Regions from separate parts of the Homo sapiens genome. Here region 2 is linked to region 1. Evidence: chromatin loops called from intact Hi-C (ENCODE). Cell type or tissue: spleen. All regions are shown on one strand. Links, peaks and the distances in the headings refer to the core of each region. The heading gives the core; the rest is flanking DNA.

Region 1 (12,407 bases), core at 1,684-9,683:
CATGGATGGGCTTCTGCGACCATCTCCATCAATACAATGAAAAGTGAGCTTAGGAAACCAACGAAGCCTCTGTGGGCTTGTCCTGGGGCCCTCGCCCCGGGACCATTCAGTGGCCAGACCCGGAGGCTGCTCCACGGAGAGGCTGTTGAGACAGAGGTGCGCCAGAGGAGTCCAGGTATGGGAGCCTCAGTCTGAGGACCAGGTGAGATGAAGGAGACGACCCCAGCCACAGCCACCATCTGACCACTGCTGAACAAGAGCAGCCCTGCTGAGCCCAGTCACCCCAGACCTGGGAACAACATGCAAGGTCATTACTATTTGAATTTGAAGTCCTGCCTTAGGGTGGCTTGACTGCAGCATTAGACAACCCAACAAAGCATATTGAAAGCCAAGGGCTGGACTCTGTCCCCCAGGAGAATGTGTAGGTAGAGAAGGGGTCCCGGCTCCAGCCCTGTGGACTCCCACATAGAAAAAGATGGTGCCACAGCAGGGGAAAAGCAGGTGCCCAGGCACTGGAGGAAGACTGGGAGCACGGAAGGCTTTGGGTGCCGAGACGGGAAAGAGTTGCAGGGTGGAGGGCGTCTCTGCCTCAGCGAATGCCACCAGGGGACTGGAGTGACCAGGAGTGGGCAAGGGAGGGCCATGGAGGGGCCTCCACAGGGTGGGCTGCTGAGGGTTGCGTGGAAGAATTTATGGGGAGTCTGCACGCCTGTCCCTCTCCATGCTGGACCAGGAAGCCGAAGCACGCCCAGGTCCTCCGGCCTGCACTTGTCCTCAGAGTGGGGCTTCCGATCAGGGTACTCCCAAGGTTTGTCTCTGAGGGTTATGAGGAACTGCATGTGGTTTAAGGCAGAACACTCCTCTTTCCATTTGGAATACAATGATGACACAAGGAATTTGGAGACCAGGCGTGGTGGCTCATGCCTGTTACCCCCGCACTTTGGGAGGCTGAGGAGGGTGGATTACCTGAGGTCAGGAGTTTGAGACCATCCTGGCCAACACGGTGAAACCCCGTCTCTACTAAAAATACAAAAAAAAAAAAAAATTAGCCAGGCTTGTTGGCGCCTGCCTGTAATCCCAGCTACTCAGGAGGCTGAGGCAGGAGAGTCACTTGAACCCAGGAGGCAGAGGTTGCAGTGAGCCAAGATCGCATCACTGCACTCCAACTTGGGCGACAAATTGAGACTCCATCTCAAACAAAACAAAATGGAATTTGGAGATTTGGAGATATGTATGCGGAGCCCTGAAAGTGGGCAGTGGGGTCCATCTGGAAAGTTAGAGGTGAGAAGCGCAGCCTTCCAGGAAAGCACCTCTGGGCTGGGCGGCTTCCCTTCCTTAAACATCTCCCTGCTGTCTGTTAGTTGTGTGCGTCTGAGAGAAGATTTCACCAGGCTTCCCAATCTTCACTCTCTTTTTTAATAAACCAGCATAAAGTAGAATTTATTTACATAATGCAATGATCCATGAAGGTTACCATAACGCCGAGGGACCATATTAGCCGCTTGAGTGGAATTCATTAGAAATTAACTACCACTTAAATTAATTTTCCCACAGTCACAAGGCTGTAATGGCGGGAGAAGGGGCCGTCCATCAGCGGGTACTGACAGGGGACCTGTCACCGCTGTTATTTATAGGTGCGCGTGTCAACCCCTAGAGCAGGCGCCGGGCCAAACTCAGAGCCTCCAGACTCACAAAGCCACTTCAAAAGGCCCAAAAATTCCCCCACTGATAAGTAATCCAGCCTTACCAGCCTCACCCTTCCTAGCAGCCAGAGGAGGAGCAACCTGGGCAATGCTGGTCATGGCATCTGACAGACCAGAGGGACCCGTCTTTGTTTTAAACCCACACTGTGACACACAAGTCCTTACAAGCTGCTGAGAGTCCTGTGGCCTTTTCAAAGGCAGGGGACCCCTTCCAGAGCTCTGTGTCCAGAGCCCAGTTTCAGACAAACTGTGCGTGGCTGTTTCTTAGGGATCTCTGGGGACAGGGCCCACTCCAGGGTAAGAGCTTGCAAGGGAACAACTGAATCTCATGTGGAAGGGCAGAGCATATGTGTGCACAGATGTGTGGTGTGTGTGTGTGGCATGTTTGCATGCTGTGCATGTGTGCACATGTGAGCACGTGTGAATGTGCGTGTGTGAGTGCATAGGGTGCACGCATGCGTGGTATGTGTGCTCAGACGTGTGCATGTGTGGTGTGTGCATGCACACATGGCATGTCAGTGCATGTGTAGTTCATGTGTGTTCTCATGGTGCGTTTACATGTTTGCATGTGTGGTGTGTTTATGAGTGTGTGTGTGTGCACACATATGTACACTGGAGGATCCCTCCCGTTTAGGAAAATGAAAACACTGAAAAAGGCGTTAAGCATTTCCGGGGCTTCCACTTCAACAGTCCAGACCATATTTTATTCTGAACCAGTGGGCAGTGATCAACGTGAGTTTCCTGAGACAAGATGGGTGCTCCCATGGGGAATGCTCACAGTTCCCAAGGGTGACGGTGCAATGGCAGAATTACTCTAAGGCCGAAAGGCTCTGAAGTGATCACCCAAGTTCTGTGAGGGGCCTTATTAACCCCTTCCAAGGAGACTGACATTATTTAGGAGTTGTCTAGGGGAGTACCAGATGAGGCAGGGGGGTTCTTCTGAGGGGTACGTTGGGTGACATTTTTGTCTCCTGCTGAGACACAGCACCAAGGATGCACGAACCGGCAGTTGCATGGACACCACCACCCCCCCAGGCTCCTGAGCGGTGCCTGCAGTTGCCACCTGTGCTTCACACATGAGGAGGGGACAGCTGGATCAGGAACCGCCACACACAGCCCAGGAGATTGGGGAACTTGGCCTCAGGGGTCTCACACCAGCTCAGCAGCCCCCTCAGCTAAATGGCCCCAGTGAGAGGCCACCTTGGCGGGGAACCAGGTGAGCAACCAAGCCCTGGAGTTTCCCTCCTGGTCTGGGCAGCTGCAGCCCTGCTTCCCTCAGAGGTGCCTTCTCAGGTGTGAGTCCAGAAAGTTTTGGGGACCAAAAAGTCACCCAAGCATTTGCAGCCTTTGCTGTTTGAGATCGTGGGGAAGTGGTGGCTTGGCAGTGCTGTCTGCAGCCTGGCCCAGGAGAGAGTGAGCACAGCTCAGAGCTGTCCTGGGGCTTGGTGGAGTTGCGGGGGGGAGCGGGTGAGGCTGAGGCTGAGGCTGAGGGTGAGGCTGAGGGTGAGGGTGAGGGTGAGGCTGAGGGTGAGGCTGAGGCTGAGGCTGAGGGTGAGGCTGAGGGTGAGGGTGAGGCTGAGGGTGAGGCTGAGGGTGAGGGTGAGGCTGAGGGTGAGGCTGAGGGTGAGGGTGAGGCTGAGGCTGAGGGTGAGGCTGAGGCTGAGGCTGAGGGTGAGGCTGAGGGTGAGGCTGAGGCTGAGGGTGAGGCTGAGGGTGAGGCTGAGGGTGAGGCTGAGGCTGAGGGTGAGGGTGAGGCTGAGGGTGAGGGTGAGGCTGAGGGTGAGGCTGAGGCTGAGGCTAAGGGTGAGGCTGAGGGTGAGGCTGAGGCTAAGGGTGAGGCTGAGGGTGAGGCTGAGGGTGAGGCTGAGGATGAGGCTGAGGCAGCTACACCGTCCTCCAGCATCTGGGGTCTGTCCCAAGGCTGCTCTGCCAGGTCCTTGTGAAACCAGGTCCCAGGGTGTAGGCCAGGGTGAGATGGCGGTGGGAGAGCAGATACAGAAGAACCTTCCAGAAACAGTGTCTCTGCCCTTCCCACCTCTGACAGAGGGAAGGGCTGAGCTGAGAACGAGGATGCATTATCCATTCAGTCGCCTGCTTGATGTTCCTAGAGAAAGATCCTGAAGTGCAGCGAGGCACTGTCGGAAGACCCAAGAAGACATCTTGGGGAAAGTGAATAAAAGAGATTCCTGCCAATGTGAGTTTCAAAATGCACGGTGCTAAATCAACTTTAGCCTAAAGCTGCCTCCTTACATATTTTAAGTTCGGCCTAAAGGTTTTTCTGCATATTGTCAACTATAACAAGTGGAGGTGTAAACAGGCCAGAGCCTACACTTGTGCCTATCACTGAGATTTGGCCGATCACATGTAGCCAGCTGTTTGAACTGTGTTCAAATAAGGCAAACACCAACCTGTAACAATCCGGCTGTGTCTGGGCCTCACTTCCATCTTCTGTGCGTTACTTTCCTTTTTCTATCCAAAATTATTCTTCTGCCCGAGGGTGCACTGGAGTCCTGGAGCCTGCTATGGCTGGGAAGGCTGCCCGATTCACAAATCATCCATTGCTCAATTAAATTCCTTTACATTTAATTTGGCTGAAGTTTTTCTTTTATCAACGGAAACTGATTTGTCCCCCAAGACTGGATGTTGAAGGCCTCAGGGAAGTGGCGAGGCCGGAGTCCAGCAAAGGACACCCGGGAGCCACCCCTGGCAGGATGCTGATCCCTGAGCCAGGGGCTGCCAGCCGAGTCCCTCCGCGGGCATCTCTGATGCCAACAGCAGACCTGTTTGGGGTTCAGTGTGATCCTCTTGGAACTGAGAACAGAGCGTCCCTCCTCCCACCCTCCCTGGGCAGTGGTGGCAGCCATGCTCTGGAGGGGAGGGGTCGCAGCGCCACCTTCTTGCTGGACCAAATCAGCCATCACGCAGCGTGAATGTATGACAGAGACAGGGATGGAGAGAAGAGACAGAGTGGGAGAGACACCATCCCCACAGGAGCCAGGGTGGCCGGATGCCTCTGGGAGTAAAAGGCACATAGCCTAGGAAAGAAGAAGGGAAGCTGGGGCCAGCATCGGACTAGAATGTTCTGTGGGCAACTCACTCCCTGGGCCATGTTTCCAGCTCCCTTCCAGATGCTGCTGAGAATTTCAGAAGGATGGTAAAGGGCCTGTGCTCGGGAGGCCATACTGGCAGGAGGCGGGAAGGAATGGGACCCGTGGCCAGGGGCCCCTCAGCCTCACATCGCCCTCAGGATGGGGCAAGTGCATGGGCTGGGGTTCCCCTGCGGGGGTCCAGGAAGGCCTATGTGTGCCCTGCTGGCCCTGCTGCGGCCCCTGGAAGGACAGGCTGGGTGGGGGAGGGAGGCTGACAGGCAGTGGGGACCAGGGCCAGTAGCTGCACACTTTGACCTCTTGCTGAACTCTCACAGGGCAGGGACCCCAAGAGCCCCTGTTCTGAGAGCCCTCCCCCAGCATCAGCCACGTGGGCTGGGTTTTCATGGGGGACTGTGGGCTTAGAAATCCTGAAGCTTGGCCCCAGGGTCAGCGATGAAGCACTCCTAATCCCATGGAAAAGAAGGAACCTCGAAGTGGAAATCCCAGGTAGGGCTGCCTCCTACCAAAGCAAGACTTCCACGCCCCACCGAAAGGGCGCACATGGGCCTGCCTCCCAGCGGGAGAGGCTGAGGTGGGAGTGACCGAAGGCCAAGCTGGATAAGAGACCCCGAGGTGGGGCCACACACACCCCGAAGCAACAAGTGCCCTCCGGAACCTCGGCCCTGCGGCCGCTACGCTTTTATGCAATGTGTGCGTCTGGGCTCACTTTGCGGAGCAGTCGTAATTCCCACCACATTCGCAGGAGGATCTGGGACAGCCCCGGTGCCTTGGCCCTGATGGTGCCGTCTGCCTCTCAGGACCTGACTGCCTAAGTGCTCCTCGACGGGGACTTCTTGGGGAATGGACTCTGATTAAATGACCCTCGGCTTTCCAAGGAGCTTCCTTCTGCACGTAAGCATTGTTGGGAGACCTGTGAAGGGCGGCTTCCTGATGGAGAGGGACCCAAAAGAGCTCCAGCCCATGGCACATCCACAAGCGTTTGCCACCGGGGCAGTGACCCTGGTCTGGCCCCTCGTTGCTGCCACCTCCGCCTCCTTGCCTTCCCGCAACTCCTGGCGCCCAGGCCTTCCGTCCTGCCGGCTGGCAGCACTCTGATTTCTGCGTGCTTATGATTAACCTGTACAATATGTTCCTCTTAATGCAGGGCTGTTTTCCTCTCCTCCAATTCTACAAACTGGAAAACAGCATATAGCCCGAGGCCACCCGGAATAATGCTGGTGTCAAGCATTAAAAAACATATTTGTTTTGTGTCCTCTAAGGACGAATGATAGACATGTAAAAATGTTTCCCTGCTTTCCTTTCAGGGAATACTTAGTTTAGAATTAACTTCTGTCAGAGAAAACACAATTTCCCGCACCCACTCTGTATGACTTCCCACCATTTCTATTTTGCGGGGGAAAATACCACACTGTGTTTGACACGTATGATTACAAGTTTACAGAATCCACTTACGTTTCTGCTGTTATTATTGTTTCTCTTTAGGAAAAGCTACTCATTAGAACCAAACAGAAGCCTTCTTTCGGGAGAAACAAATAAATGCAGGAAATTGGCTGTCCCCAGCTGAGCCGGCCTGATTTGTCCTTGTGTCTGGGAAAATGGGCTCCCCCAGGGGTTAGGGCAAGGGAGCGCCCATACCCCCAACCAAGCTGAGACCGTGGAAACTGGCCCCCCGAGGGGGGTGAGGGGAGCTGGCATGTCGCTTTCCTGCTGGGAAGGTGCCCGTAACACACATGCACACACATGCACCCTGCCCTCTCAGAGACAAAGGGCTTGCTTGGGACAGACAGTGACAGCCAGTGCTGCCCTCATTGTGACCGTTGCAGCCTGGGTCACCCCACAGGCCCCCAGCTTTCAGCTGGAGGGCACAGGAAACCCTGGGCTGCTCAGGCAAGCACGGCCCAGACCAACCCTCATCTTCACGCCAGGCTGTGGCTCGCTGCACCTTTGCCAGTGTTCCCAGGGAGGGAGAGGCACTTGGTGTTTTGCATCCTGGTGCCATAGCCGATGCCCCTGGGTCTCTGCCTTTCTTTGCAGTCGCACCAGGGCAGCAGGTATGGACAGCAGGTGTGTGTCTCCCGACTCTGACTTCTGGGTGACCAGAGGCCCAGGGGGCTTCAATGCAGGAGGGTCATCTGCTTTGCTGCCCACAAGGTAGACAATGAACACAGAGCCCCGGATGTCAGCTGACTCACCAGCACTACCCAGCCAGGCTGAAGACAGGACCTCCTGACACCAGAGCCTCCCCGGCTGTGCAAGGCCCACACACACCTGGCACACTGCTGTCCTTCCTCTTCATCTGGCCTTGTTGGCTCAGGCAGTTGTAACAAAGTACCACGGGCCGGGGCTTCAACACCAGAAACTGTTCCCTCCCAGTCTGGGGGCCGGGAGTTCAAGACCAAGGGGCCACTGGGCGGTTTCTCCCGAGGCTTCTTCATGGCCTACAGACTGTGGCTTCTCCCGTGTCCTCCCACGGCCACTCCTCTGCGCACGCGCATCCCTGGTGTCGATTTCTCTTCTTACAAGGACATGTCCTATCGGGTCAGGGCCCTCCTCACAACCTCATTTAACCTTAATTCCCTCCCTAATGTCCTAGCTCCAGATACAGTCCCGTGGGGGCTGGGGCCTCACCTATGACTTTGGAGGACACGGCTTAGTCCACAGTGTCGCTCTCTGCCGGCGGCATCCACCATAACAGACGCCGCACGGGAGGCGCAGGGCTTTCCCCGGAGAGGGCGCGGCTTTTCTCAGCCGAGCTCCTGGTCTCACCAGGCTGCTGTCCTTAGTCTCCCTGCTCAGCAAGGCCGGTGTCTGCTGTGGGCTGTGTCCACTGCCCCTCAGGACAGTCCTGGAGGAGACAGCTCCATGTGCTCAGAGGCTCCTCGCAGCTCCCACTGCCCACTGTGTCCTGCCCTGAATGCATCCAGAAGGGGTCAGAAAAAAAGGAAGCTCCGAGAGGGGACAGGGAGTGACAGGACAGACGGGATCCCATGTGTCTGTGTCACCAAAGCAATTGGCACAAATCCTGGGAAGAGAGTGGGGCCTCAGCCCTCCAGAGGCAAAGACCTGGGAGAGTTGCCGCCCTCCCCACGGAGGCATGGGTGGGTGGGGATGGGAGAAGAACTGGAAGGCCATGTGGTGTTTGAAGATGCCAGATGCCCGATGCCCAGGGGAGCAGCAACAGAGGGAGCTCCTCCTGCGAGGCTGAGCCCAGGAGGTAACTGAGGACATGGCAGGAGGAAGACCTCAGTGAGGACTTTGTGAAACTTAGGAAGAAAGGAACTGTGACCCAAAACACATGGAGAAGAGGAAGAACAAAGAGTCAAGAAGCCAATACAAGGCAGCTGCCTCCAAGGCTGACCTGAGAGGAGTAACTGACCAACCTCGGGCCTGGACCTTCGAGGTTTAGGGGCCAATTTCTTATTGACCAGATGCCCTCCCAGCCCCAGGCCTTCATTATGATTATGAATCCTTTCTTCTGTTACCCAAGTTCATTGTAAGAACATCTTCTAGAAAGAGCTCATCAAATAGCTCAGAAGAGAGCTAGGCCCTACATCACTCTTTGCTAAGCATTTATACCTTGAGATAATTTTAGGTCGTATTTTTACTGTTTGGACTACATTGGATTAGTTAATATTTTGATTTACCAATGTAATACATAGTCATTTCAGAAAACTTACAAATAAAAAAAGGATTGAACAATAAAATATGATTAAATAAAATCCCACCATTTGTAGAAAAACCAATGTGGATATTCTTGGAAACTGAGAAATGATTTCCATACAGGGACGTGCTCATGCCTTCGGAGTGCTGTTCAGTCACTTCAACAGGCCCCAGGTGTGACGCAGGCTCCCGACACCTTTTCCCATCACTGCCCACATGTTCCCATGAATCTGATCTCGTCAACAACAAACAACCAACAACAACAAAGTTTAGTCTTACCTGTTCAAGACTTTCATGTAAATGGAATAATTCAGTATAAACTAGTTGGCATTCAGCTTCTTTCCCTCAGCACTTTTACTTCTTTATTTTGGATTAATATGACTTCCATTTCCCATTCATGTCTTACTGCAGTGGCTAGTACCTCTTGTACTATACTGAGAAGAAGCGGTAAGAGCTCTTTATCAGGTTGAAAAATTTACCAACTATTTTCTACCAACATTTGCTAAGAGTTTTTAAGTTATAAAACGGTGTTATATTTTCTCAAATAATTGATTTGCATCTATTGAAATGACAATATAATTTTTCTTCTTTAGTTAATTTGGTGAACTACATTGATTTATTCTCTTATGTTAAACAGATGTTGCATTTCTGGAATTTTCTAGAATCATGATTAAGTGGTCCAACTTAATCATGATATCTTATTCTTGTTACTTATTGCTGAATTTGATATGCTTATGTTTTGTTAGTGATTTTTGCATCTATGCTTATGAAGGCTATTGGTCTGTCAATTTCTGACCTTATAATGCCTTTGTCTGGTTTTTGAATTCTGGTTATAGTAACGTCATAAAATACTTTAGGAAATGATAGTTCCTCCTCTAGTTTATGAGTTTATATAGAATAGATGTTACTTCTTTCTTACACACTAGATGGAATTTACTAATGAAGTTGTTTGGGCCTGGAATTTTCTTTATAAGGAGTTTAATTATGAATTAATATCTTTAACAAATATAGGGCGATTTAAATTTTCTATTTTTGCCTGGGTTTATTTTGGTAATGTGTGTCTCTCAGGGAATTTGTCCATTTTATCTAAGCTGTCGAATGCATCAGCATGAAATTGTTCGTGTCATCACTCATTACCCTTTGCGTGTCTGCAGGACCTGTTGTGATGCCCCTTCCTGGTTCCTGACATTGATGATTTGTCTTGCCTTTTTTTTTTTTAAATAATCAGTCTTGTTAAGGGATTTTCAATTTTATTAATCTTTTGTTTTTTTCCTTGAGAAAGAGTCTCATTCTGTTGCTTAGGCTGAAGTGCAGTGGCATAATCTTGGCTCACTGCAACCTCCGCCTCCTGGGTTCAAGTGATTCTCCCACCTCAGCCTCCCAAGTAGCTTCCTTCTACAGGTGTTCAAACCACCATGCCCAGCTAATTTTTGTATTTTTTGTAGAGACGAAATTTCGCCATGTTGCCAAGGTTGGTCTTGAACTCCTGAGCTCAAGCAATCTGCCCACCTCAGACTCCCAGAGTGCTGGGATTACAGGTGTGACCCATTGCACCCGGCCTTAATCTTTACAAATAACAAATTTTGGGTTTGTAAATTTTCTCCGTTGTTTTATATTTCATTAAATTTCCTTCTGTTTTTATTATTTCTTTTTTTTCCTGCCTACCTTGACCTTAATTTTTTTCTTTTTTAACTAGCTCCCTAAGGTGGAAGCAAAGATAATTGATTTAAACTTTTTCTTCATGTCTAATATAGGCATTAATCAATTTCTCCTTAAGGACTGCTTTAGCTCCATCCCACAATTTTTGTATTTGATTTCAATGTTCCAAGTTGATTTTCTTGAGTATATGATGGGCATCTTTCAATAGGTAGAATTAAATTCAGAAAACTTACAAAACACAGACAGGGTTGAACAATAAAATATAATTAAATAAAATCCCACCATTCATAGAAAAACAAATGTGGATTTTTTGGAAACTGAGGAATTATTTCCATACTGAGAAGTGCTCATGCCTTTGGAGTGCTGTTCGGTCACTTCGATGGGCCCCAGGTGTGACACAGGCTCCCGACACCTTTTCCCATCACTGTCCGCAAGTTCCCATGAATCTGATCTCATCAACAAAGTATATAAAAAATATATATATATCTACTGGGTCTGGCTTTGTCATTCAGACTGCAGTGCAGTGGTGCAATCTTGGCTCACTGCAACCTCTGCCTCCTGGGCTCAAGCCATCCTCCCATCTCAGCCCTCCCAAATAGCTGGGACCACAGATGTGCACCACCACACCTGGCTAATTTCTATATTTTTTTTAGAGACAGGATTTCACCATGTTGCCCAGGCTGGTCTCAGACTCCTGAACTCAAGGGATCCTCCCACCTCAGCCTCCCAAAGTGCTGAGATTATAGGTATGGAATTATAGTGTTTGTTTGCTTTTGTTTCCTTGAGATGAGGTCTCACTCTGTCTCCCAGGCTGGAGTGCAGTGGCACAATCCCGGCTCACTGCAACCTCCTCCTCCCTGGTTTAAGCTATTCTCCTGCCTCAGCCTCCCGAGTAGCTGGGATTACAGGTGCACGCCACCATGCCCAGCTATTTTTATATTTTTAGTAGAGACAATGTTTCACCATGTTGGCCAGGCTAGTCTCAAACTCCTGACCTTAGGTGATCCGCCCGCCTCGGCCTCCCAAAGTGCTGGGATTACAGGCATGAGCCACTATTCCTGGCCAGAATTATAGTTTTAAATATCAGTTCTGTTCCATTGTGTTAATTTAGTCTTCATTTACTCCAGTTGCATCTGTGTTGTATATTCTTTGACAGGCTTTTATATTTATTATTTTCTCATATTTTTAATTTCCTTTATTTTCATTTTAATTTCTTATTTGTATCTTCTTATTTCTGTTCTCTAAGTCTCTTACTGTGCTTTTGGTTATATATGTTTTCCCTTGGGCACCCCATAATTTGTCCTTACTTTCTGTTATGATTTCTGTCTTTTTCTTCAGTTTCTTACTTGAATGTTGCTAGCTGTAATTTTATACCTTCCAGTATTTATCTATTTGTATTCTGAGTTTTTGAGCCTCTGATTTGTGATGACCTTTTAAATCTGCAATTGCTTGTTTATCTTGGAGGGTTGTGGTACACTTTTCATTAGCTTTGAGGATTTTTTGAGGTAGGTTTTTCTCCTGCTGAAATTTCTATTCTTATTCTCAATTTTGGCTCTCTTATAGTCAATTTTTATGGCTGGACGCTGATTTCTTATTTTGTTCAGGATTATTTGTGTCAGATTTTCCTGAACCAGTGGTAGCTGATGCCTTGTGCAGGGAGTCTGGGTGTTTTACTCCATTTTTTAGTTTAAGAGCACCCTCTTATCGGCTACAGTAAAGTCCAATTTGTTTGATAAATGACAACTTTGGGGGCCTGTTTCTTTCTGATTCTTCGATAACACCCTGGGTCAGTAGCGCCCTTATCAAAGCGGCATCTCCCCCTTCCAAGAAGCTTTCCTCTCCCCAGACAGTTGTCCACAGGATTGCATCCATGGGTCCTGTGCATATTCCAAGCATCGTCCTTTCAGCTCCCAGCACAGCTTTCTGATCTGCCTTAGACCTCCTCTTTGTCTCCCTCTCTCGGGGAGCAGACGTCTCCTCTGGTGAATGTCATGGGTTTCCTCCTACACGTGGGCACTGCAAACCCTCCTGTCTTCCAAGCACACTCCAACTCACTCTGCTCTGCTGTGGGCCCCCTCGCCAGCTCTGATGGGTTCAAATGTTTGTTTCATCTTTTATGTGTCAGTTGAAGTTTGTGTTATTTGTTCTCTGTGTTCTGTTTGGTTGGGGGTGGTTTTGTTTGCTTTCTTTGTGCTTTTATAGAGGATATGTGGACAGATTTGGATCTAAGGGACAGTCATTATCCAACAGGTCCCAGAAGCTACTCCTTCCCCTT
Region 2 (12,407 bases), core at 2,280-10,279, 240 kb before region 1:
CTGAAAACTTCCAACTTTGATGAAGAATCTGCACACTCAAGACGCTTAACAAATCCTAAAGATAAGCAGAAAGAGACAGACAGACACATCATAGTCAAATTGTTGAAAAACAAATAACATGAGAAAATCACGGAGGCAGCAAGAGAAACAAGCAAACAAAACTACTCAGCACATATATTAGGCCATTCTCGAATGGTTATAAAGAAATACCTGAGACCTGCTAATTTATAAGGAAGAGGTTTAATTGGCTCACAGTTCTGCAGGCTGTACAGAAAGCATGGTGCTGGCATCTGCTCAGCTTCTGGGAAGGCCTCAGAAAGCTTGCAATCATGGCAGAAGGCAAAGGGGGAGCAGGTGCGTCACACGGCAAAAGCAAGAGCAAGTGAGAGACTGGACGGGAGGTGCTACATTCCTTTAAATGACCAGATCTCAGGAGAACTCACTCACTATTGCAAATTCAGCACCAAGCCATGAGGGATCCGCCCTCATGACCCAGACACTTCCCATCAGGCCCCACCTCCAACATTAGGGATTACAATTTCACATGAGATTTGGGCAGGGACAGGTATCCAAACTCTATGACCATATATAAGGTAACCATCATAAATTAATAGCAGACATCTCATAACAAAGAATGTATACAAGAAGGTATTGGGATGACATATTAACAGTTCCAAAAGAAAGAAAGAAAACTATCAGTAAAGAATTCTATAGTCAGCAAAAATATATTTCAAAGGTGAAAGCAAAAATTTTAAAAAAGACTTTTCCAGATAAACAAATATTGAGACAGTTTGCTGACAGTGTGTCTGGAATTGGTTCCTTCCTGTGGGTTCTTGGTCTCGCTGACTTCAAGAATGAAGCCGTGGACCCTGGCTGTGAGTGTTACAGTTCTTAAAGATGGTGTGTCCAGAGTTTGTTCCTTCAGATGTTCAGATGTGTCCGGAGTTTCTTCCTTCTGGTGGGTTCGTGGTCTCACTGACTTCAGAAGTGAAGCCGCAGCCCTCCACAGTGAGTGTTACAGCTCATAAAGATAGTGCGGACCCAAAGAGTGAGCAGCAGCAGCAAGATTTATTGTAAAGAGCCAAAGAACAAAGCTTCCATAGCAGAGAAGGGGACTCGACCGGGTCGCCCCTGCTTGCTAGGGTGGCCAGCTTTTATTCCATTATTTGGCCCCACCAACATCCTGCTGATTGGTCCATTTTACAGAGTGCTGATATGTCCATTTTACAGAGTGCTGATTGGTCCGTTTTTACAGAGTGCTGATTGGTGCGTTTACAAACTTTTAGCTAGACACAGAGCACTGATTGGTGTGTTTACAATCCTTTAGCTAGACAGAAAAGTTCTCCAAGTCCCTACCCGACCCAGAAACCCAGCCTCTCAATAGCCTACCTATCCTACAAGAAATACTAAAGGAAATCATTCAGATAGAAAAAAAATGACACCAAATGGCAACTCAAATGCCCATGAAGAAATAATGAGCAATGTTAAAGTTCTTATGCAGGTAAACATAAAGACAGTATAAACATTTTTGCATTGTTCTTTGAAGTTATTTAAAATGCAATATAAATGCTTATATATACATGTAATATTCATGACAATGACAGCATAAAGGAGGGAAAGGATAAAACTGTATTGGAGCAAAGTGTTTCTATTTTGCCAGAATTAAGTGAGTATTAACATAAAATAAACTATGATAAGTAAATGTGTATACTCTAATCCCTAGAGCAATATTTCCCAAGAGAATAACATTTAAAAAGGAATAAAATGGTACATTAGAAAATTGCTATTGAACATAAAAGAAAGTAAAGAAAGAATGGGCAAACAAAAAAGACATAAGATAAAACTAGCATCAAGATGGTAGAAATAAATTCAGCCATCTTATGGTGGAAATAAATTCAGCCATTACTTATACTAATAAATCCATTAACTATAAATGCATTAAAAACTCCAATCCAAAATTAAAGATGGTTTAAATGAATTTAAAACAAAACAACCAGAAAAAAATCAAATGGTATGCAAGAAACACACTTTAGTTTCAGACACAAAATCGTTTAAAAGCAAATGATGAAAAAACATATACCATGCAAGCAGTAATCGTGCAAGAGCTATAGTAGCCATACTGATATCAGACAAAGTAAATTTTAAGACAAAACACATTACTAAAACTTAATAAGGATTTTTATAATTACAAAAAAGTCAATTTACCAGCAAAATATAATTGTAAATATATACCCACCTAATAACAGAGTGTCAAAGTACATGAAATATTTTTACAATGAAGCAAAACTAATAAAACTGGAGAAAGAAATAGACAATTGCACAATGATAGTTGGGCACTTTAATATCCCACTCTGAATAACTGATGGAAAACCAGATGAAAAAGTAGCCAGGATACAGAAGATTTGAACAACACTATTAACCAACTTGACCCAACTAATATCTAGGGACCATTCTCAACAACAGCAGAATATATCATCTTTTCAAGTGCATGTAGACTGTCCTTCAGTATAACCATGTGAAAAGCCATAAAACAACTCAGCAGTTAAGTCGTCAGTCAAATTAGGAGACAATTATGCACTGGATTATATTTGTGACCATAGTCTAAGGATTTAAAAGCTAAAGTGAAACCAGAAAAATAATTAAACCAGAAAAATCTCAAGCTTACCAGCTTTTACTTGCTCAAATTTGTTCCAGTCATTTAAAATGAATAAATTCGAAACAGAGGAAAAGTTTTTGAATGTTAGAAACAGTACTATTAACAATTGAATTGCCAATTCGGCTACGATTTCTGATTAATCCACTTTATGCTAAAAGGCATTACAGCTTATGATGAAACATAGAGTAAATGTAAATTAAGATTATGGTCAACTGTTTCAACAATGAAAGGCTGACTTTTAGTGCCAGTAAGCAAGAAAAAAGAAAGAAGGGAAGGAAACAACACAAGCCCAGAAAACCGTTTTGCAATATTCGTTCTGTAAATGGTGAGTGCCTGGACAACGTTGGACTTGCTACCCAGGAGGGTGCCATTAGGCTTTGCCACATCTTTAAAAGATTATTAATTTTCAGGTAACATGTTAACACCCCCAACAACAAAAACAAACCAGTTCCAGATTTGTGTTTCCAGTGTGGTTCCTAGCACACTGGGTGGCTTCCTGTGGAGTCAGCACTGCTGTAAAAAACCATCTCCTCCTAGCTGAGGGAAGCACCGCCCTTCAGCAAGCCTTTAAAAAACCATCTCCTCCTAGCTGAGGGAAGCGTCACCCTTCAGCTAGCCTTTAAGCCTTACCTAATATATAGCTAGCTCTAAGATGACACAAGCCTCAGATGGACTGACAGGGTAGTCTAGACAGATAATCCCAAATTGTTTTCCTAATATTTAAATTCCCAACAGAAGACAAACGAAACAAAACCTACTAGTAAAAAGGTGATTGCAAAACCAAGTCAAAAGTAGCCTTTGTGAAACTCCCCCTGGCTCCCGCTGTGCTCCGTGGCCTCATTCTCAGGAAGGCACAAGCGTCCTCCGAAGCTTCCTCTGTTTTGGCGTCCTGCTCAGAACCGCTCTGCTCCTATCCACATCCACAATGACTCTCACCCACCTTTTCCAAGAGCGCCAATTTATCAAGTTCAGACTCCAACTTGACGGTGCACCCACCTGTCATAAACATCGATAGCTATCACCACATATCCAATTCCACCTTGCTGATTACACCATTGATTCCCAGGCATTGCAATGCCTGGATCGGTGGACATCTGCTCTAGGACACCTTTATGGGGAGACTTAAGGTTTAACTTAAAGTACGGTTTAACTTAGAGTTATATCTGGACCCCTTATTTTTCATGAAACATGCTTATAAAGAAGTCTGTGAAGGTTGAAATAATTCACAAATGTCATGTTTTTAAATATTTATATGTAGTTTTTTATGATTGCATGTGTAATCTCTCTGTGTAATGTTGTGTTGCTGAAATCTTACATTAATTAGGAGTACTGTCTAAAGGCATAGCATTATGAGCCTTTCTTTAATAAAAAGTTATTTTGAAAAGTAGACAATTACACGTTGAAAAATACTGTATTTGCTTCATTTGAGGTAGATAATCTGAACAAAATTAGTATATTTTATCTTCATGTTTCAGTATAATTGCATATAAGAAAAAAGAAAATCAAGGTTAAAGTCCAGATAGTGTTATTATACAATTATTAATCCAATCCCATTTTTAATTTCTATATACTTACAGAAGTTCTACGGAAATTACTAGGGCAATCTGTTAAGAGCTGTGTTATTTTCATATATGTTTAAGCAGTTTTCTGCACAGTGGCCTTAAAATAATTAGCAATTTCACTGTTTTATTTTATAGCATTCACAAAATTATTTAACTTTTTTCTGTTTGTTTTCTCATTTTATAAAATCAGATGAATCTGCCCAAAACAAAGTGTGCCTTACAAAGATACATTTTTTGAAATTCCAAATCTATCTGTAATCAAAATAAGTGTAAATGGATCAAATTCAGCAGCTTGAAGGCTCAGCAATGTCTTCTTTACAACAGATATGTATAAAATATAAAATTGCAGAAAGATAACAAGCAAAAAATTGCAAAGTTTTATCAAGCAAATACTTAAAAAAAACCAGTGTAGTTATATTTATACCAAGCAAAATATAGTTTAAACCAAAAAGCACTACAGAGGATAAAGAGTGATAATATATAATGATGAAGATAGCAATTAATCAAGAAAATATAATAGGCATAACCTTATATGTACCTAATAAGATAGTCCCAAAATAAAGGAAACAACAAAAAAAATAGAATTTAAAGAGAAAGAAGAAGTCTGCAATTGTAGTGGGAGATTTAAATATGCATCCTTAATGTCATATTTCAAATCAGACAAGACTATGTGGTCTCTGATAAAAACGGCTTGAAAGAGGAAAATACTATACACGTAAAGTACTGTTATTAGCATTAATAATGGCATGTAAGAGGTGAAACATTAATTACTTTCTTAGAAATAACAGTCCGGGTTTCATGTCGATATATTCCAATGAAGTGGATTCCACTTATTTTCTGTGACATTTGTAATAACCAGGATGGTTTTGGCTGCTTATTTTAGGTGAGTGCCTCTCTTAAATCACTGCCCCAGCAGACGTGTCTCCTGCTTACCTGGAAACAGGTAAAACTGGGGCAGCTGCAAACGCCAGCTGCTCTTAGTCAGACTCGTTTTTCTATGCATTTATGAATTTGGAAGCTGTTCAAGGAAACATTTTTGGTTCATTTTAAAATATACACATAACTTGTTTCTCACTAGCCAGGAATGTTTCTTTCTGGCCAATGTCTGCATCTTGCCCATTAGTGTATAATGTCTCCACCCTTGAGGGGTGTAGGTGAGACTGAGGAACTTCCACCTAGGGAGATAAAGGTGTAGACAGCATTCAGATCAAGACACCTGCTGAAGGGAAAGTACATATTTTCTGGACACTCTAAGATTCTGAGGGGCCTGAACTGGACATCAGTTTGTCTGAAAACAGAAAAATACAGATTTGCTTCCTTTGGGAAACAGCAAGGATTTGCAAAAGGTCGGGGAGCAAAAGACCATTTGGATCCACAGAGGTGGGAGGAATGAGGCTGAATTCTGACTGCGATATGCAGCACCAGCTGCTATGCAGGACGGGCATCTGATAAAGAAACTCAGAAAGGGCCACAAAATCCCATCTCCTGTCTTCATCAATATTACCATAGCAATGAAGCCCATATTCAACAGACCCACAGCAATGGGACCAGCACCTCAACAGTCCCACAGCAATGGAGCCAGCACCCCAAAAATCCCACACCAATGAGACCAGCACTTCAACAGTCCCACAGCAATGGAGCCAGCCCCTCAACAGGCCCACACCAACGGGACCAGCACTTCAACAGTCCTACAACAATAAAGCCAGCACTTCACCATTCCCACAGTAGGAGCCAGGGCATCACCATTTCCACAGCTGGTGAGCCAGCACCAGTCATTGTCTTCCCCAGTGTTGATGCTTAGTAAACCTGGCTAGCGTCAGGATGGGCCACTGACCTGTGTGGCTTTGGGTCCAGGTATGTGGCTTCGGGTCCAGGCATGTGTTCCCAGCAGTGCCATGTGGGGCTGCTCCAGACCTCCCCATTGCTGCAAGTTCTGATTTTTCTTCCACCGTCCTGTTCATCTCAGTCATCCTCTCTTCGCTGCTTATTGATCTAATTCTGTTCCAGTACCAGTGTATTTATGTGGCACAAAACTAGCTGTTTTTGGATGAGTTTATGTAGTCTCACTAAGTAACCCAAAAGACCAAATAATAAACAAAATTAAAATACCCAGACCTCGCTTCATCATATTTAAAAACACTCAAACAAGTAAAATCAGTCCAACTGACCAGCTCAGCTTCCACCCCCAGATTAACCTGTCATGTTCATGGCAACAAAATACACCGACAGGTGTGAGTAGCCATCCCACAGCAGGAGGTGAGACGCTCCAAGGAAAAAGGTTGGCATTCCCCAAAAGTGGAGATTATCCTAGCATTTCCCAAAGGCAGGATCAAACTAAGAAGTTATCAGGAATATCCCAAGGGGAGCCGGGGCGGGAGGGTTTACCACCGGAGACGCTGGGGATCAGCAGAACTGGTTTGGGTTTTGGCTCCGTCTTTTACTTAAGCATATGACTTAACATCTGTGTTAGGGGGAGGCAAGGGGTAGGGATGCCTCAGGACAGGAGGGTCCACAGGCACCCATGGAGACGAAGGTGTTGGTCTGCCTTTGTCAAGGCAGCAGCTGGAGGCTCGCTCTGCAGGGAGCGCCCCCTACCCGAGCTACCTGGTCCTGTTGCATCCTCACGGACCCATAAGAGGAGCAATTCCCCTCAGCAAAAGAGGCTGTGAGGATCGCATGCCCACATTTCAGACACAGGAGATGCCCGGCAAACAAACCCCGATACAGCTGCTGCCACCAGCTTCAGGGGTGCTAGTTTAGGGGACCAGCCACCAGCAAGGAGGGCCTAGGGAGAGCCATGGTGGGCTTGGTGCTTGCCTGGTTGGGGCACTGGCCTCTGGGCTGTGTGGTGATGGTGACCAGATGTGGGGAAATGGACTTGGAGCCCTCAGGGTGTCCCCACAGAGCCCAGGGGGTACACACAGACTGAGGAGCCTCCGAGGAAGAGTCAAGGGCAGGAACCCCAGAAATGCCAAACCTTCAGGGGCAGTAGAAGAGCAGGAACAAGTGAAGGACCCTGGAGGGGTGGGAAAAGCCCCTGGAGAAGCAGGTGGCGGAGGGAGCACAAGGCAGAGAGCAGCCAGCTGGCTAAGACTCAGAAACGCAGGCAGGGCCATGCGGGCACAGAGGCCAGGAGGCCGCCAGGTTCCAAAGGAGACAGTCACTGGGGTTCAGTGACTGAGGGGCTGGAAAGGCAGAGGGCAGAGGGCACCTGGGAGGTGGAGGCCAAGAGTGTGTGTTGCGTTTTTACAGCTGTGCACAGAAGAGACTGGAAAGATACCCAACAGACTGTGACCAGCACACAAGGTGGGCTAGAGATTTGTGGTACTTCTCTGTATTTTGAAAATTTTTAGGGGGTACACTTAACTTTAGAATCAATAAAATAATGTTGTTAAGTGCACGATGGAGGTAGCTTTGAACAACCGGAAGGAAGTGGAGAACCGGTGTTCAGGTGGGCGCCGAGGCAGCCTCAGATCAGGAAGGAGCTCCTGAGGTGCAGGTGCCCGGTGGATGGTTCGGCTCCCCATCTTCAACGGCCTGAGGCCACACGGCCTCTCTGCACGGCGAGCATGGACCTGTCTTTCTGTCTGTCAACCACCAGATGAGTGTGTTGTCTGACATTTCTAGTGGCTGACTGGCTCATGAAAAAAAATTTTTTTTTTTTTGTAAATCCAAGTGGCTTTACAAAGCAGAAATTCTGGTAGATTGTTTTCATGATTGCTTAAATTGGATAAAGTTGCATAAAATCATCTTCCAGAAAGCAGCAGGCTCCCCAGTGACCTGCCACCCAAGCCAAAGCTCACACAAGGACTGATTCCTGCAGCACCAAGAACAATCATGCATTTGTGTTTTATTCTGTTTTTAAGACAACCTATTGAAAGTAATTTTGGGACATGTTGCTGATTACCAATGTATGCTTTGGTATTATTTTTGCAGTATGTGTGTATTTGTCTGTTCTCATGCTGCTAATAAAAACATACCCAAGACTGGGTAATTTATAAAGGAAAGAGGTTTAATGGACTCACAGTTCCACATGGCTGAGGACACCTCACAATCATGGTGGAAGGCGAAAGAGGAGTAAAGGCACGTCTTATATGGCAGCAGGCAAGAGAGCGTGTGCAGGGGAATTGCCCTTTATAAAACCATCAGATCTCATGAGACTTTCACTATCACGAGAACAGCATGGGAAAGATCCACCCTGTGATTCAGTGACCTCCCGCTGGATCCCTCCCACGACATGTGGGAATCATGGGAGCTACAACTCAAGATGAGATTTCAGTGCGGACACAGCCAAACCATATCAATGTTTATACTATGAACATGGACACGATGTTTCTCACGAAAGCAACCTGGAGAGAACCAAACTCGTTTGATAGGTCATACGGCAAGCCAGGGTAAAGTGAACAGAAAGCATCTCCTTGAATTCTTACCAAGTGATTGTCTAATCTTGAGGGGACGCTTGCAGGGACCGCCACAGCCGCTGGAAAGCTGAGATGTCATGCCCAGCTGCTCCCACCTCTCCCGACACTGCACTCTCCGTCCTGTGTGAGGCTGACAGCAACCATACCTGAGGGGCTGCCAGGGGCTCCTCGTTTGTGCTCAGTGTGTGCAGCCTGGCAGAGCAGGGTACTACCTGGGCCACGGGAGAGCAGGCCACTCTGTGAGAGGGGCCATGGCTGCTGCTCTGAGCCAGAGATGTGGCTGCAGGCAGAGGCCCCTGGTGACCCAAGAAAGCACCCAGGTGGGCCCACGCTCTCCCTAAGTCTCCAGGTCTCTGCCTGCATCTTCCAAACAGTTACTGATGAAGTTGGGCATGCAGACTGGAGACGCATGTGTCATGCCGGGCACTACGGTGTGTCCAGGAGGGCTGTGATCCTAACCCATGCAGAGCCTCGAGGGAGGGGTGGAGCCTGTGTGGGGCAGGCAGAGCTGCGCTGTGGCAGGAGGCTTGGGTGGGAGTGCTTTGAGAGAGACAGGTAGGGGAGATTGTCTGCGTGTGCATCTAACCCCACCCCAGAGACAATGCTCAAGGAGCGTGGCCCTGAAATCAATGTGAAATCAGCTGACTCTGTCCCCACCTAAGCCAAGCACAGGGCACAGGGCAGAGCCCAGACTTTGGTTCTAATTCCAGCCCTGCTCAGTCCCTGAAGTCCAAAGCCCCAGATAGGTCAACACAACCATAGGCCTCTCTCCTCTTTTCTGCTGACCTCCAGATGCAGTTTGGAGCCAGAGATGGGCAGACAGAGTGGTCAGCATCCTGTAACGCAGCTGTGAAATTCTCCCACCCAGTGAATCCAGCATCCTGTAACGCAGCTGTGAAATTCTCCCACCCAGTGAATCCAGCATCCTGTAACGCAGCTGTGAAATTCTCCCACCCAGTGAATCCAGCATCCTGTAATGCAGCTGTGAAATTCTCCCATCCAGTGAATCCAGCATCCTGTAACGCAGCTGTGGAATTCTCCCATCCAGTGAATCCAGCATCCTGTAACGCAGCTGTGGAATTCTCCCATCCAGTGAATCCAGCATCCTGTAATGCAGCTGTGGAATTCTCCCACCCAGTGAATCCAGCGTCCTGTAATGCAGCTGTGAAATTCTCCCATCCAGTGAATCCAGCCTCCTGTAACGCAGCTGTGAAACTCTCCCACCCAGTGAATCCAGCGTCCTGTAACACAGCTGTGGAATTCTCCCACCCAGTGAATCCAGCGTCCTGTAACGCAGCTGTGAAATTCTCCCACCCAGTGAATCCAGCATCCTGTAATGCAGCTGTGAAATTCTCCCATCCAGTGAATCCAGCATCCTGTAACGCAGCTGTGAAATTCTCCCACCCAGTGAATCCAGCATCCTGTAACGCAGCTGTGGAATTCTCCCACCCAGTGAATCCAGTCATGAATCATCAGGCCAACCGCACCAACTGTCTCCGTGCACTCGCTGATCTCTTCTTGGCTTCGTTCCAAATTTGGTTATAAATTTTTGTGGTACTCCTTCACCCCAAAAAACATTTCTAGGCCTGATTTCCATAGCACCTGCCACCACAGAAAGCACAGAATTGATTGTGTCTCTAAACAAATTCAGAGTTTGGTTTGCATCAGAGGAGGTGAATCTCTGCCACCCGTCCAGAGCGGCATTTAAGGAAAGGTGCGAGACAGCACGCAGTGCTGGACCCGAGCCTCGGAGTCTGCTCTGAAAGCAACTCCATTCTTTGTTGGAGAAAGACGCTCTGCATCCAGACACAAACAGCAACGGAGGTGAGAGGACTGAGGAAGACGCTCCGCATCCAGACACAAACAGCAACGGAGGTGAGAGGACTGAGGCCCTGGCAGACAAGCCGCAAGTGTGTCAGATGATTGACGGGTGTCAGATAGAAGCCTTTGATTTCAAAGTGACGTTGAGGCAATATTCAGAAAGCAAAACCTACTCAAGAAGAATTATATTTTGATGTTTCATAATCATTTCTACGGGGATTGAAGTCACCTTGTCCAAGCACTGTTACCCAAGGGTCCCTCTGGACTGCCTGCGGTTCTGCGGATTTGGGACAATATGCCTCCAAATTCACCAGGAGAGGTTTTCTTTGGTGTCATGAAAACCTCATAAGCATGTCACATCTCTTAAGCATCACTCAGGAGATTTGGAGAAGTTGGCTCCTTGTGACGAAGCCAGTGATAAGGTACAAAAACCTGCAGTTTGTGTTCTGTACAGGAGGGGGCAGTGGAGATGCCATCTTTGCATTTCAGGTCTCCACGATGAGGTTGGGACAAAGGTCTTCAATGTGCCCATTACACAGGTTGTAAATAAATAAATGAATACATATGTACATATGTACATACCAGAGGCACAAAAAAGTTTAAATGAATGGGTCCAATTCAGAAACTTGGATAATTTATAAAGGAAATAGGTTTAATTGCCTCACCGTTCTGCATGGCTGGGGAGGCCTCAGGAAACTTACAATCATGGCAGAAGGTGAAGGGGAAGCAAGGCACCTTCTTCACAAGGCAGCAGGAAGGAGAGTGTCGAACGAAGGGGGAAGAGCCCCTTATAAAACCATCAGATCGGCCAGGCACGGTGGCTCACGCCTGTAATCCCAGCACTTTGGGAGGCGAGGTGGGTGGATCACGAGGTCACGAGTTCAAGACCAGCCTGGCCAAGATGATGAAACCACGTCTCTACTAAAAATACAAAAATTAGCTGGGCATGGTGGCAGGTGCCTGTAATCCCAGCTACTTGGGAGGCTGAGGCAGAGAATTGCTTGAACCCAGGGGGCGGAGGTTGCAGTGAGCCAAGATTGTGCCACTGTACTCCAGCCTGGGTGACAGAGTGAGACTCCATCTCAAAAACAAAACAAAACGAAAAAACAAAAACCCTCAGATCTCATGAGAACTCCCTCACTATCACGAGAACAGCATGGGGGAAGCCCCCACCATGATCCAATCACCCCCACCCCGTCTCTCCCTTGACCTGTGGGGATTATGGAGATTATAATTCAAGGTGAGATTTGGGTGGGGACACAAAGCCTAACCATATCACCATATAATTGCAATCATCTTTTCAAGATCCCTAACCTGGGTTTGGTATTGGAGCCTGTGTCCCCTCTGAACTGTGACCTCCTGAACCTCCTCTTGCAGGGCCCTCACCATCTTCACAGATTTGAGCAGGTGACATCAGCAAGGAGAAGCAGCAGCAACGTTGGACAACTCAAAGTATGGGCTGCACAAGAAGCCGTCCGTCATGTACACAAATTAACCAGTCCTGAGGACTGCCCAGCTGGACTCTAGTTGCTGCTTCAAAGATGGATGTCTTTAAGGACATCTGGGAAGAAAAAGATTGTCACTTAAGATCATTTTCTACATAACCTAAAATTATTTCTTTACATACTTCTTGTCTCTGACCTTCACTTACCTCTACACTTCTGGCTATAATATACTTCTCCTAATACTGTTTGTTGTCCAGTATTATTTCATGGTCATGTTCTGCAATTGTATTGGGCTCTTTCACTGTTAATACAGGCTCTGGTTGTGTTTGCAGGAGCTCAGAGTTTGCTATCTATTTTCATGCCATATATTTTGCTGTTTTTAATACCATTTAACCTATGTAACATCAAAGCAAACATACTACAGACATAATTGCTATTTCCACAGACCCTGCTTTAATTAATTTTGTATGAACTTTGAGGTTCTCAGAAAAGAAATCTCCCA

The links. Peaks named below come from ENCODE experiments on the same cell type or tissue, not always from the same donor. Only the 100,000 strongest peaks of a DNase experiment are listed, where the experiment ranks them.
Region 2: it touches region 1 in a loop (6-fold over the local background); 55 of 110 quality-filtered maps call a loop at or near these places.

What each region holds. Positions count from the first base shown.
Region 1 is chr5:1,772,572-1,784,978 of GRCh38, reverse strand. No RefSeq gene overlaps it. Among named protein-coding and RNA genes, the nearest start is that of MRPL36, 21 kb to the left of the region's middle. RefSeq lists enhancers at 1,405-1,454, 2,325-2,384, 2,725-2,834. In spleen, for the core only: no CTCF peak of the experiment used is centred there; DNase peaks (open chromatin) are centred at 4,818, 5,058, 5,608, 6,778 and 1 weaker place; H3K27me3 peaks cover 1,942 bases.
Region 2 is chr5:2,016,294-2,028,700 of GRCh38, reverse strand. All of the region lies in intron 2 of LOC105374618 (a long non-coding RNA gene), which reads right to left. Among named protein-coding and RNA genes, the nearest start is that of CTD-2194D22.4, 140 kb to the right of the region's middle. In spleen, for the core only: no CTCF peak of the experiment used is centred there; no DNase peak of the experiment used is centred there; H3K27me3 peaks cover 5,556 bases.